Linked DNA regions of Homo sapiens: regions 2, 3 and 4 are each linked to region 1. Evidence: chromatin contacts called from ENCODE Hi-C or POLR2A ChIA-PET data. All regions are on one chromosome and are shown on one strand. The core of a region is the stretch at or near the end of the contact, and the rest is flanking DNA. Distances in the headings are between cores, read along the strand shown. Region 1 holds the start of PPP1R10 (protein phosphatase 1 regulatory subunit 10). Region 2 holds the start of TEAD3 (TEA domain transcription factor 3). Region 3 holds the start of H2BC5 (H2B clustered histone 5). Region 4 holds the start of H3C4 (H3 clustered histone 4).

Region 1 (3,037 bases), core at 281-2,780:
AGTTAAAATGTTAATCACTCTTTTGCTTTTAAATACCTATGCAATCTGCAACAATTATAAGACATTCTTTACCTCCCCAACTATTATCTTGTATGTACTGGCACTAAGATTATATTTTGTCCTAAGTGTCTTGCAATCTTTATTCCTAGATTGCCACCTATTTTAACCACACAAATATACCCCAAGCAAATTACATTAAAATTGAGAGGATTTAACAGTCATTTAAAAAGTTATAGCGAGCTATTACTTCTCTCTGCCCATCTCCTTACCCTGCAATCTTTATGTACAGATTGCTTATTAATCTGGCAAATTGAAAGGCACCCTGCTTGTCTCACACACAAAGAAGTGGTACTTCTGGGCCACAAGATCCACCATCTCTTGTATGTGAGCTCATTAACCCTTTTGAAGACTGCTGCTAACCAGAGGAAGGTAACCATTCCTCCTTATATAAACACATATGGCTTTGGCAGTCTGGAAATTGGCTGGATTACCAAGGGTTAACCATCAAAATCCTCACTTGCTGGCCCTCCCTCCACCCTCTCTTTGCCTGCAGCAAGGCAGGGAAGAGATAGGTGGTAGGGGAGAGAGAACAAGACTGTTTAGACCCACAGGCCCTTTTTAATGGAGATTAAGTGACCAGATTGGTCCTTCTCCAGTTCTCTATTTGTTCTATGGTCTCATTTCTTCCTCTCATTATTTTTGGTTTCACAACGGGAAACGTTGATTTCTTGTTGCAAGGCTGGTTTTTGAAAATTCGACACTTACTATCCAATTTTTTTGCGACGTCAGCACCTCGGGCTCAGGGGGGAGGGGGTAAAATTTTGGAGGAAAAAAAATAAAACAACCAACCAGGACCCAAAACTCAATTATTTAGGGGGCCTCATTGGATCAAAAAGTCTTTTAAAAAATAAAGGCCAACTCAGTATTCATTTCCCCCCCACCCAACTCCATTTAGGGAGGGGGGTCGCAGAAAAAAGTTCTGAGTGGATTCAAAAAAGTAAACGCTGGATGAGTGAATTTGGGTGGTTTGGGAAGGGAGGGTGGTTGATTATTTTTGAAGTTATGTAGTGACGGTCCTTCGGCCACAGATTTCAAGTCCCAAGCAGCGTGGGCTGGTGGGGTGGGCAAGATAGGTGGGAAGGGGCAGAAGACACAAGTGGTTGGGCTGGTGGCTGCTGTTTTCCCTTTCCCCCCTCTCTCAGGATCCTTTCAAGGGCTTAGATGTTGCTGCGGCTTGTTTCTGTTTTCCTCGTGGCCGGCCTGTCTTTCTCCGAGAAAATTCAAACCTGGGATAAAAGGAACACAAGGGAGAAAGATGTAATCAGTACGGGTTGCTTCAAAACACTCACAAATGCCATCTTTGTTGTCCCCAAACAAACCTGTGTCCCATCCTGATCGCAACCGCTTTAAGCCGTGGCTCTCAAATGAACCCATCCATCCCTATCCCGCTTCCCAGATCCAACGCTCTCCGCAAAATTTTACCCACTAGACGACAAAGTAGGCAAACTTACCTCTAAACGAACCCCAGAATGGCGGCCGCCCGCTCGGGTGGAGTCTTTTATACCCGGACGCCGCCCAACGCGCCCAAACGTGCTAGTGAAACGCCCTTGTCGCGAGACATTATACGCGAGGCGTGAACTCATTGGTCAACCCAAATGACAACTCGCCAACTGATTGGCTACTCTCACTTCACCTTTGCTCCGCCCCTTTCCCTGGCACTCTCTTCCGCCTCCTTCCTGCCTCCCTGTCGCGTGCGCGTGACCAGGAGCCTAGCACCTCCCTTTCCTCTGCTTCCGCCACTTCCGCCCTGGAGAACATTTCTCACCCAGGATTGGTAGAAACCTAAGAGCGCATGCGCACTGAGAGGATACCGCTAAAAATCGCCTTCAAAATTGCTTAAAAGGCAAACTTTAACAATGCGATCTAAGAGTCGTAGTGACTGGCCAAAAAAAACCGCAATTTTGGGGTCTAATTCGATTGTGACGCAGTTGAAATTAGCTTCTCCCCCATGCCTTCCCTTTCACGCTTCCGTCCTGACGCAAACGTGGGGCCGCCTTCCGCACTGCGGGCTTGTCCTTGGCCCTGCCCTACTCAGTTTCCTGAAGCATGCGCAGTTGCCTTTCCGTCAATTCCTGTCCTGGGCGTACGTCAAGATGGCGGCGTCTGTATTAAACACCGTGCTGAGGCGGCTTCCTATGCTATCTCTCTTCCGAGGTTCTCACAGAGTTCAGGTAACTCTTCGAAAGACATTTTGCACAACCTCAAGTTGGTTATACCTTCTCGAGGTTGTCGCTCCACTGTCAGGAATCCACGAGTGGAGACCTTCCCACGTGTGTCTTAGCTGTCTAGGCAGTACTTCCTGCAACCCCCCCCCCACACCCCGCGCATTTTCTAATCCCGAGCCGAGGACTAAACGCCAGGGTTAGGTATCATCCTTTTTCCAAAATGCCATTTCAGTAAAATAACTTAAGTGATGGAATTGACCCCTGTCCACCCTCAGTCATGCATAACCAGCTTTTTAAAAATTATTTAACTAATTAAGGGGCCATGCTAATCTCTGTATCGTTGCAATTTTAGCATAACATATGTACTCCCCAAGCGAGCGCCACAACCAGCTGTTAACTATGCAAGTGGTGACTAAATCTGTGTTGCTCTGGAATGTCCTTGGGGAAATTAGGGATCCCAATTTCTACCAACCTTGCTATTTCTCAATAAGGTCAGGATATATTCTTACGACCTGAGGACAGTTTCTCAGCTCTCTTTATTAAATCAGTTTCTTATCGGAGTTATGAGAGCTTAACTCCGTCCTTTGAATTGAGGTTTCCCTCCAGTCTTGTGTACTCACCTCTCTGGAGGTTCTTGGTGGGGCACGGTGAGATAGGAAGGCTTGCCCAGCTGCCACTCCCTAAAGTGGGACTGAAGAGTGGTGACAGAGGTCAACACAGAAATAATAACAGCCTTGGTAGCTTTAAAACTAGCGTTAGGACTCAAGTTTGTTCTGCCCTGTAGAATGTTGACCTTCAGCTTTTATGAAAAT
Region 2 (3,037 bases), core at 538-3,037, 4.9 Mb after region 1:
AGCAGGGCTCAGGACCCATGTGATGCTTCTGTACACTTAATGTGCTGCTCTGTCCTGGCAACCACTGACCACTCTAACAAGCCATTCCCCAGCCCAGATGCGCTCATTAGCATTAATGACGTTCCCTCCCTGGGGGGGTAGGGGAAGGCCCAAGAGCTTGGGACTCATACTGGCTCCTACCCTCTCCCTGAGGAGGGGGCATCCAGGGCCCCTGAAGTTACCCTTACTGGACAGCCTTGTCCTGGAAGATCTGTGCACTCTGCCCACTGGGTGAGCAGGGACCCAGAAGACCACAGAACCACATCCTTTAGGGAGTGCCCCTACGAGAGGGGTCTTGGTGGGAGGGGGGCTACAGGAGTCTAGAAGGGAGAGGACATAATTCCCCCAAATCTCCAACTTTTGAGGAAAGCCTCCCCTCCTTGCCCCAGGTGGCCCCAGCACTGGGGTGGAACATGTGTACAGAGAACCAGGCCACAAGAGACTGGATACGCAGAGCCGCTATGGGCACCAGCCCCTCTGAGCTGTGTCCAGCCCCTACCCCTATGCCCTGTTCTTCCGGACAACAAGTCCAGGCCTGACCTGGTTCTGCCCCTACCTGGAAAGAGGGAAGACACAGAAGAAGACAGCCCCTGAGAAGTCCGCCCCAAGGCCTCCTTCCCCCTCGCACTGAAAGAATCTCTCAGCCCTGGATCAGGGCCCCTCACCAGGAAAGTTGACAGAGCGGGGTCTCAATGACACTGCCCCAGGGCCCAGCTGGGCTGGAAAACAGATCCAGACCAGCGCTCCCAGCCCTCCCTCCCCTAGCAGGAATAAAGGGCATGACAGACAATGGTGGGGACCGGGGTAGGAAGCGGGAGACCAGCCACCCTCAAACCTTGTCAAGTCTAAACAAGGGCCCTGAGCAAGTGTGGGGAAGAAAAGGCCCCAAATCCAGACCCCTCCGAGCCAAGCTCACAGCGCTCAGGGCTGGAACTCTGAATCAGCACCCCGACGCAGGCGGCAGAACTGAAGGGAACGTGAGCCCCTCCCTGCCTCTCAGGGGACACACGGCCGGGGCGCGCGGCTTTGGTCCCAGACACCCTCCACAACCCAGCGCAGCCGCGGCACCGCGCGCAGAAACCGGCCTGGGCGCTGGGAGGCCGGGCCCGAGGCCTGCGTGGAGCTGAGGCCGGGCGGGCTCCGGGAGCGCGCGGGCCGGGAGTCCAAAGGGCGGCGGGGCCCGGGACTGGGCGCCCCGGATATGAGCTCCAGGGTGGCAGGCAGGCCCTCCACACTGTGCGGCCCCCGGATCCCCGCCCCGACCCCCCAAGCACGGACGGCGGGACAGGCGACGGCACAGGGGACACGGTCTCCCCGGCTTCCCCACCTTCCCGGACCAACTCGTCCCCGTCGCGGGGGGGTGGGGAGGGCGGGGGGCGGGGCTTCCCGGAGAGATTTTCCCCCTTCCCTCTAAACTTCCCGGCACCCCGATCCGGGGCTCCAGCTCCGGCTGGACAATAGCTCGGGGACCCAGTCCCCCTCGAGTGTCGCCCCCCCAGCCAGCCCAGCCGACCAACCAAACCACCTCTCCCGAGCGGGGCCTCCTCCCGGCGTCCGCCCGGCTTACCTGGTCCGAGCTCGCGGGGGCGCTCCGGCCGGGCCGCTCCGCCGGGCCCGAGGGAGCCGCAAGGGGGGCCGGGGAAGGGGGGTCGTGGGGAGGGGGCTGGCCGGAATGTGCGGAATGAGCCGGGCTGGAGCGGGAGGCGCCGAGCGCGGAGGAGGGAGCGAGCGGGACGGAAAGTTTGTGTTGAGGAGCCGGGGCGGGGGTGGGGGCTGCGGGAAGGAGGGGGCGGGGCGCGCAGGGGGCGGTGCTGGCCGGGAGGGGCGGGGCCGTCCAGCCGCGCTCGGGCCGCCTACCCCGCGGCCTCGCGACCCGGCCACCCCGGCTGGCGCGCGCCTGGGCGCCCCGCTCCTCGCCCGCCCGTGCGGAGCTGCCTTCCTCCCCCTGCGCTCCGGGCCTCGCCCCGCTCCCGGGCACCCGCCGGAATTTGGGGCTCCGGCCTGGGGCGGGGCCGAGGGCGGAGCCCTCGCCTCGCGGGCAGGGCTCCCGTCGGTGCCGGGGGCCGTGGGTGCCGCGTCACGAGGAGCCCGGCAGAGCCGGAGCGCACGGGCCCCGGGGCTCCCGGCCCCTCCACCCTAGTCCCGAGCCGCCAAGGCGGAGCGTACCCTCCAGCTCGCGGGCCTGCCCCCCACTCCCGGGGCCCCAGACCCGGCTCCGCCCTGGCGGCTGCGCCCGCCCTGCCGGGACCCGGTTTGTCTGGTTCTCCCCGCGTGGCTAGTTTCTCGAATTTCTTCTCCCTTTCTCCCTCTTCCCCGACCTCCGGGACCCTCCCTTTCGCCCCGGCTCCCCGGGCCCCCACGGGGGGCGTCTCGACGCTGTGCGGCCGCCGAGTTTCGGTAGGACCCGCGACGGGCGCGGGGAGGGGACGCGGGAGCGCCCGGGGCCTGGGCAGGAGTGGGACGGGGGTTGAGACTTCCAGCTCGCGCCTCGGACGCCTCCTGCCGCCTCGTTCTCCGCACGCGCTGAGGAACCACCGCTCCGCTTGGCCAAGGACGCGGCTTTATTGGGGATGTGGGTGCCTGGCCCTCGTCCCCCATCACCTACCCCCTCCTCCTAGCCCGCCCCAGCTCCTCGGAGCCCTAGCGCGGTCCCGGGGAGAGGGGAGGTTAAAACAACAATGACTACTGCTCCCGGACAGGAAGTGACTGGGGCGCGGGGAGGAGGGGGGCACAGCGGCGCAGGCGAGCTCCGAGACCAGATGTGCGGCTCCAACTCCAGATGTTCTTCATCTCCGTCCTACCCGCCGTCCGGGCTCCTCCTGCCTCGGCCTGTGCCAGGCTGGGGAGAGGACGGAGGTCACCGAGAGGCAGTGAGAGGTCAGCCCCGACACAGGAGCAGTTTTCCGCGGGAGCTTTGCTGGAGGGACCCTGCCAGCCTCCACTGAATCCTTTCCCCCACGCTGACGGGCTCTGGGGGCGCTGAGGGGCTGCTGGGGTC
Region 3 (3,037 bases), core at 381-2,880, 4.5 Mb before region 1:
AGCGTCTGGGCCCCCGGTGTCCGAGCTCATTACTAAAGCTGTTGCCGCCTCCAAGGAGCGCAGCGGCGTATCTTTGGCCGCTCTCAAGAAAGCGCTGGCAGCCGCTGGCTATGACGTGGAGAAGAACAACAGCCGCATCAAGCTGGGTCTCAAGAGCCTGGTGAGCAAGGGCACCCTGGTGCAGACCAAGGGCACCGGCGCGTCGGGTTCCTTCAAACTCAACAAGAAGGCGGCCTCTGGGGAAGCCAAGCCTAAGGCTAAAAAGGCAGGCGCGGCCAAGGCCAAGAAGCCAGCAGGAGCGGCGAAGAAGCCCAAGAAGGCGACGGGGGCGGCCACCCCCAAGAAGAGCGCCAAGAAGACCCCAAAGAAGGCGAAGAAGCCGGCTGCAGCTGCTGGAGCCAAAAAAGCGAAAAGCCCGAAAAAGGCGAAAGCAGCCAAGCCAAAAAAGGCGCCCAAGAGCCCAGCGAAGGCCAAAGCAGTTAAACCCAAGGCGGCTAAACCAAAGACCGCCAAGCCCAAGGCAGCCAAGCCAAAGAAGGCGGCAGCCAAGAAAAAGTAGAAAGTTCCTTTGGCCAACTGCTTAGAAGCCCAACACAACCCAAAGGCTCTTTTCAGAGCCACCCACCGCTCTCAGTAAAAGAGCTGTTGCACTATTAGGGGGCGTGGCTCGGGAAAACGCTGCTAAGCAGGGGCGGGTCTCCCGGGAACAAAGTCGGGGAGAGGAGTGGGATTTTGTGTGTCTCCGGAGCTATTTTTGACTAAGGCGTCGCGTCGCCCAAGCCGGAGTGCAGTGGCGTCATCTCGATTTTGCGTTCTCGAGTGTCGGAGTTGAACCCATTTGGGCCTCCCTTGTGCTTTGCACTTTTAGCAGGCCCTGGCCTCCAGATAGCATGGGAAAAAAAATGTTGGGATTTTCCCGGGTTTCTAAGCTGGGTTTTTCCGAGTTCCAAACACGGCACAGTGTATCAGTTTCTGTGCTGGTTACAAGCCTACTGGTTATCCCTATCGAGTATGGCAGGCAGTGAGGGACTTCAGAGGAGTACGTCTTAGGACAAGTGGCATAGTACTGACATTATTTCCGAAGGGCTACATTTCAAGTGCTTGGGGAGACTACTGCCACATAACTGAAAATTAGAAACCGACACTGCAGAAAAATACTTGGTCCTTAAATGTGGCATTTGGATGGATTAAGGACTTGCCGAAACGTAAAACTGACAGACTTGGGGGGGGGGGATGTCCCAATTAGCACGGCTTCTGTATGCAACGAGTCCCATACTTTGTTAAAGGAAGAAAGGAATGTGAGTTCTCCTAATCTGTTAAGTATCTTTCGGTGTAAGTTCTGACACCACAATGTTAAAAAAGTCGGATCTCAAAAACCAACTGCTCCAAGCGAAGTGCACAGCTGTCTTGCCTAAAGAGGCCTATTTATAGTAGCCTCGGGTAGTCTGGTCTGGGCTTTCTCATTGGGTACAAGTAAAGGAACGAAATAGCCAATGAAAAGGTAGACTTTTAAGTGTCGTTTACATTGGCATTTGTGACGACACTCTAAAATTAATCCAATCATAAACGAAATCTGATTAACCTCATTTGAATACCGCATCTATAAATGAACAGGGCCTCGGCGGGAGTGATTATTTTCTCAGGTGTTTGCAACAGTGTTCTAACTATTAACGCTACGATGCCTGAACCTACCAAGTCTGCTCCTGCCCCAAAGAAGGGCTCCAAGAAGGCGGTGACTAAGGCTCAGAAGAAGGACGGGAAGAAGCGCAAGCGCAGCCGCAAGGAGAGCTATTCAGTGTATGTGTACAAGGTGCTGAAGCAGGTCCATCCCGACACCGGCATCTCTTCCAAGGCAATGGGGATCATGAATTCCTTCGTCAACGACATCTTCGAGCGCATCGCAGGCGAGGCTTCCCGCCTGGCGCATTACAACAAGCGCTCGACCATCACCTCCAGGGAGATCCAGACGGCCGTGCGCCTGCTGCTTCCGGGGGAGCTGGCCAAGCACGCCGTGTCGGAGGGCACCAAGGCCGTCACCAAGTACACCAGTTCCAAGTAACTTTGCCAAGTAAGCATCTTTACACCTAATCCCAAAGGCTCTTTTAAGAGCCACGCATGTTTTCAATAAATGAGTTGTAATCATTTCATTCAAAAGGGGGGTTATTGGACTTAGCACCACAGTACCAATCTTTAATGTTACGTTAGTACTGCAGAGGAAATAACTTGGAAGTTACAGGGAATAACAATAGGTACTAGAAATTGAGTGCTATGGGTACGTATTAGATCGTTAGCTCATTTAGTATCACATAACACTAGCATAAACTGAAAGTATTGTAAATGTACAGCTCTTTGGTTTCCGTGTGCAGATTTCCAAGTTGATCGTGATGTTGATCCGGGACTCGGTGTGGTGACGGCCCGCCCTGAGCACGAAAGTGCACGCTCTTGACAACTTCCTTATGTTTGGAGCTTTCTCCACCACCACCCCCGCCCATTTTCTTGTAAAATTTTTACCATGCAGATATGTAATAACTGCAAGTAAAGGCTGAAGACAATGTGAGCTGAACACGGAACTATTACAAAGGTTTCTGATTTGTTTTGTAATTGGGCCAGTTTCTGTCTGAAGCTCTTAAGCGAGTGGGGCAGGGAAAGGCGGATCCTAGGCGCTGAGGTGCAGGAAAAAGAAGCAGCTTCTGAGACACCTTAAAATTCTTTTGCTAAACCGTCTTTTTCTGAAAGTCATTTAATTTATAGGTTTTTTTTTTTTTTTTTTTTTTTTTTTTTGGCAGCTTTCAGGTTAAAAGTCCTCCGGGTAACGGCAGAAACCAAATAGTCAATCATTAAGGTGCCTGACTGCACGTAGGCAATAGTTATCGCAGGACTGAAGCCCCCTTTGCAGTACAATTTATCCTTTCCTAGATGCCCCTGAGTACGGAGGACTGGAGGAGGTAGAAAGGGAAAGAAAACCTCCTTCTGGCAGGATGTAGCTTCTGCTGCACAAGGTAGGATGATGACAAAAGGTTTTCACTGCTGGGGAATG
Region 4 (3,037 bases), core at 370-2,869, 4.4 Mb before region 1:
ATGTCCAGGCCCCTCCGGTATGTGAGTTCATCACTAATGACTTAGCCGTCTCCAAGAAGCGCAGCGGCCTTCTCTGTGGCCGCGCTCAAGTAGGTGTTGGCGGCTACGATATGAAGATCGGCCCTTGCCGGTCGCGGTGGCCTACGTTTGTAATCTCAGCATTTTGTGAGGCCAAGGCGGGAGAATCTCTTAAGCTAAGGAGTTGTTTTTGGTGGTTTTGTTTGTCCTTGGGGATTTTTTTTTTTTTTTTGAAGGAGTCTAGCTCTGCTGCCCAGGCTGGAGTGCAGTGGTGTGATCTCGGTTCACTGCAACTTCCGCCTCCCGGGTTCAAGCCCTTCTCCTGCCTCAGCTTTCCATGTAGCTGGGACTGCAGGCGTGTGCCACCACACCCGGCTAATTTTTGTATTCTCAGTAGAGACGAAGTTTCAATGTGTTGGGCAGGCTGGTCTCGAACTCTTGGCATCACGTGATCCGCCCGCCTTGGCATCCTAAAGTGCTGTGATTACAGGCCTGAGCCACCTCGCCTGGCCAAGCTAAGGAGTTTTGAGGCCAGCCTGGGTAACACAGTGAGACCTCGTCCCTAAAAATAAATACAAATTTTTAAAAATTATTTGAATAAAGTTGGGCCTTGAAAACAAACGAGGGCATCTTCGTGCTAAGGAGTGCAGCGCCTCAGGTTCATTCCCGCCAAACCAGGCAGTGTTAGGAAAATCAAGACCGAGGCCAGAAAAGCCGCTGCAGTCATGCCCAAGACAGCTGTCCTGGCAGCCGAGAGGCCCAAGAAAGCTTGGGGCGTCCTTATTCCGAAAAAGAGTACTAAGCGGACCCCAAAAGCTTTTGCTGGTGGAGGCTGCTGGAGAAGGTTGGTTGGTCAAAGGTGGCCAAGAAAGTTCCCAAGCCGGAGGCATCCAAGCCTAAGAAAGCGGCCCCCAAAACAAGGAGATATAAGAGTACCTTAAAGGCTGTTTTAAGAACTCCCCAATTATAATAAAGCTTTTTGCACCAATTCCGTGAGGGGAGGGGGAACGGATAGAGGCAAGAATGCTTACTTACCTTGAGTGAACAGAGGTTCCAGTTTACGGACAGCAACAGTAAACAGCAACTTTTATAGAAAAGGTGGTTGGCTCTGAAAAGAGCCTTTGGGTTTTGGTTAGCACACATTCACAAGACAATTTACGCCCTCTCCCCACGAATGCGGCGAGCAAGCTGGATGTCCTTGGGCATGATAGTCACTCGCTTGGCGTGAATGGCGCATAGGTTGGTGTCCTCAAACAGCCCCACCAGGTAGGCCTCGCAGGCCTCCTGCAGCGCCATCACCGCCGAGCTCTGAAAACGCAGATCAGTCTTGAAGTCCTGCGCGATCTCACGGACTAGACGCTGGAATGGCAGTTTGCGAATCAGCAGCTCGGTCGACTTCTGGTAGCGGCGGATCTCGCGCAGAGCCACCGTGCCGGGCCGGTAACGGTGGGGCTTCTTCACGCCGCCGGTGGCTGGAGCGCTCTTTCGAGCAGCCTTGGTGGCCAGCTGCTTGCGTGGCGCTTTCCCACCCGTGGACTTGCGAGCAGTCTGCTTGGTACGAGCCATTGCGAACTTCTAAACCCTGCTAAATGACGAAAAAACGAAAGTCTAGCCTTTCGTACCCGTATATATAAAGACACCCCTGTTCTGATTGGACAAGGCAGCCTTTCCCCTGCAGCTCGATTGGTGGAGACGCCCACTCCCTGACAGAACATCTCCTGCATGTAGACCAAATATTAAAACTTTCCTCCGTCCATCTTTAACTGCTGGTGTTTTCAACCCTTTCCCCTCTGTGCCATGTTTCTAGCTTTTATTTAAAACGTACTTTGGTTTTCCTTGGCAAAATTGTGTCTAGCTACTAGGATGACGTGTCTTAATTTTTTTTTAAATGTTGGCGCTGAAACTGGCTTTGATCAACGTTTTAAAAAGACGCGCGCTAGTTGTGATTGGCCAAGTGATTTCTTTTTACCCTCTTAAGTTTAGAAAGGTTAATTTCATATCTTGATTTGTCTATTTAAACTTGGAGATATTTTCAATAATTTGTTCCAAATGCACCATGACTATTAACTCATAAGTAACAATATGAAACCTGATGTTAAGCTACATGAACACATTTAATTTCACCACAATATGTCATCCTCATATGAAAGCACTCTTATCTTTTACAAGTTCAACTGGTATTTGTGTAATCTGCTGTAAAAAAAAAAAAAAAAAAAAGCCAAATTTATAAATGGCACAAAAAGACCAGTGTGCCCTTTTAGTCATGCTGAACACTGTGCTAAGAAGCTCCACCTAAGGGCCGTCTGGCTCCAGGGGATGTAGGTTTGTATTCCTATTGATAATTAATTAGGGTTAGCTCAGTAGAGTTGAAAGTGGCTTGCAAAAACAAACCCAAAAAATACTTACAAATTACAGGTTATTTCGTATCATTAAGATGCATACAAAAGACAATAAAACATTTGTTCTGGTTCTGTTGCTTTAAGTCACTAACTATATTTTTATGTAAATGTAAACACTGACAAACATTAACTTCTCTCCTGTATGTCTCAGGCCTTTTAACAGCTTTGCAATCCTAACGAGCCGCTGCATTGATCGATTTAAATTACATGTGACATAAAGTCTCTTTGCATTTTAATTAGTTTGCTTTTTTGGGTTTTTGTTTGTTTTGAGACAGTCTCGCTCTGTCGCCGAAACTGGAGTGCAGTGGCGCGATCTCGACTCACTGCAACCTCCGCCTCCGGGGTTCAACATTTTCTCCTGCCTCAACCTCTTAAATAGCTGAAATTACAGGCGCGCGCCACCACGCCCGACAAATTTTTTTATTTTTAGTAAAGACGGGGCTTCACACCATGTTGGTCAGGCTGTCCTGGAACTCCTGACCCTGTGATCCGCCCACCTTGGCCTTCCAAAGTCCTGGGATTACAGGCGTAAGGAACCGCGCCCCGCCAATTTGCTTATGTATTTTTATGGCATCTTTAAAATGGACGGTTAGTTTCACGATTCAGTGTTAAGAACACCC

The links. Hi-C counts contacts between places; a loop is a spot of excess contacts on that map. ChIA-PET counts read pairs that join two places held with the same protein, here RNA polymerase II (POLR2A). Pooled maps may share reads with other maps.
Region 2: a loop to region 1 is called in a pooled map, with 5 times the contacts of the local background. The contact joins the promoter of TEAD3 here to the promoter of PPP1R10 in region 1. A Hi-C loop is called at or near these places in 1 of 50 pooled maps. POLR2A ChIA-PET finds 5 or more read pairs at or near these places in 2 of 52 experiments (BJ and activated CD8-positive, alpha-beta memory T cell).
Region 3: a loop to region 1 is called in a map of naive thymus-derived CD4-positive, alpha-beta T cell, with 9 times the contacts of the local background. The contact joins the promoter of H2BC5 here to the promoter of PPP1R10 in region 1. A Hi-C loop is called at or near these places in 1 of 168 maps with a recorded cell type or tissue (naive thymus-derived CD4-positive, alpha-beta T cell) and 1 of 50 pooled maps. POLR2A ChIA-PET finds 5 or more read pairs at or near these places in 2 of 52 experiments (CD4-positive, alpha-beta T cell and WTC11).
Region 4: a pooled map shows a loop between it and region 1 (13-fold over the local background). The contact joins the promoter of H3C4 here to the promoter of PPP1R10 in region 1. A Hi-C loop is called at or near these places in 4 of 50 pooled maps. POLR2A ChIA-PET finds 5 or more read pairs at or near these places in 2 of 52 experiments (A673 and CD8-positive, alpha-beta memory T cell).

What each region holds. Positions count from the first base shown.
Region 1 is chr6:30,615,713-30,618,749 of GRCh38, forward strand. It overlaps PPP1R10 (protein phosphatase 1 regulatory subunit 10), which reads right to left and starts at 1,531. Exons shown (of 20, transcript NM_002714.4): 1 at 1,512-1,531; 2 at 766-1,286. It overlaps MRPS18B (mitochondrial ribosomal protein S18B), which reads left to right and starts at 2,128. Exons shown (of 7, transcript NM_014046.4): 1 at 2,128-2,231. The coding sequence starts at 2,154. RefSeq lists an enhancer at 1,789-2,357.
Region 2 is chr6:35,495,292-35,498,328 of GRCh38, forward strand. TEAD3 (TEA domain transcription factor 3) reads right to left here and starts at 1,788. Exons shown (of 13, transcript NM_003214.4): 1 at 1,607-1,788. TULP1 (TUB like protein 1) reads right to left here. Exons shown (of 15, transcript NM_003322.6): 15 at 2,583-3,037. The coding sequence ends at 3,036. LOC124901309 (a long non-coding RNA gene) reads left to right here and starts at 2,842. Exons shown (of 2, transcript XR_007059561.1): 1 at 2,842-2,916. RefSeq lists enhancers at 32-817, 1,764-2,694, 2,695-3,037 and silencers at 1,596-1,645, 1,826-1,955, 1,966-2,295.
Region 3 is chr6:26,156,492-26,159,528 of GRCh38, forward strand. It overlaps H2BC5 (H2B clustered histone 5), which reads left to right and starts at 1,631. Exons shown (of 1, transcript NM_021063.4): 1 at 1,631-2,116. The coding sequence starts at 1,679. The coding sequence ends at 2,059. H1-4 (H1.4 linker histone, cluster member) reads left to right here. Exons shown (of 1, transcript NM_005321.3): 1 at 1-624. The coding sequence ends at 559. RefSeq lists enhancers at 1-317, 1, 262-341, 1,071-1,822, 1,962-2,011 and silencers at 632-681, 3,010-3,037.
Region 4 is chr6:26,195,667-26,198,703 of GRCh38, forward strand. H3C4 (H3 clustered histone 4) reads right to left here and starts at 1,620. Exons shown (of 1, transcript NM_001376937.1): 1 at 1,118-1,620. The coding sequence starts at 1,584. The coding sequence ends at 1,174. It also overlaps the pseudogene H1-12P. RefSeq lists enhancers at 747-1,348, 861-970, 1,349-1,949, 2,692-2,751, 2,782-2,841 and 2 more.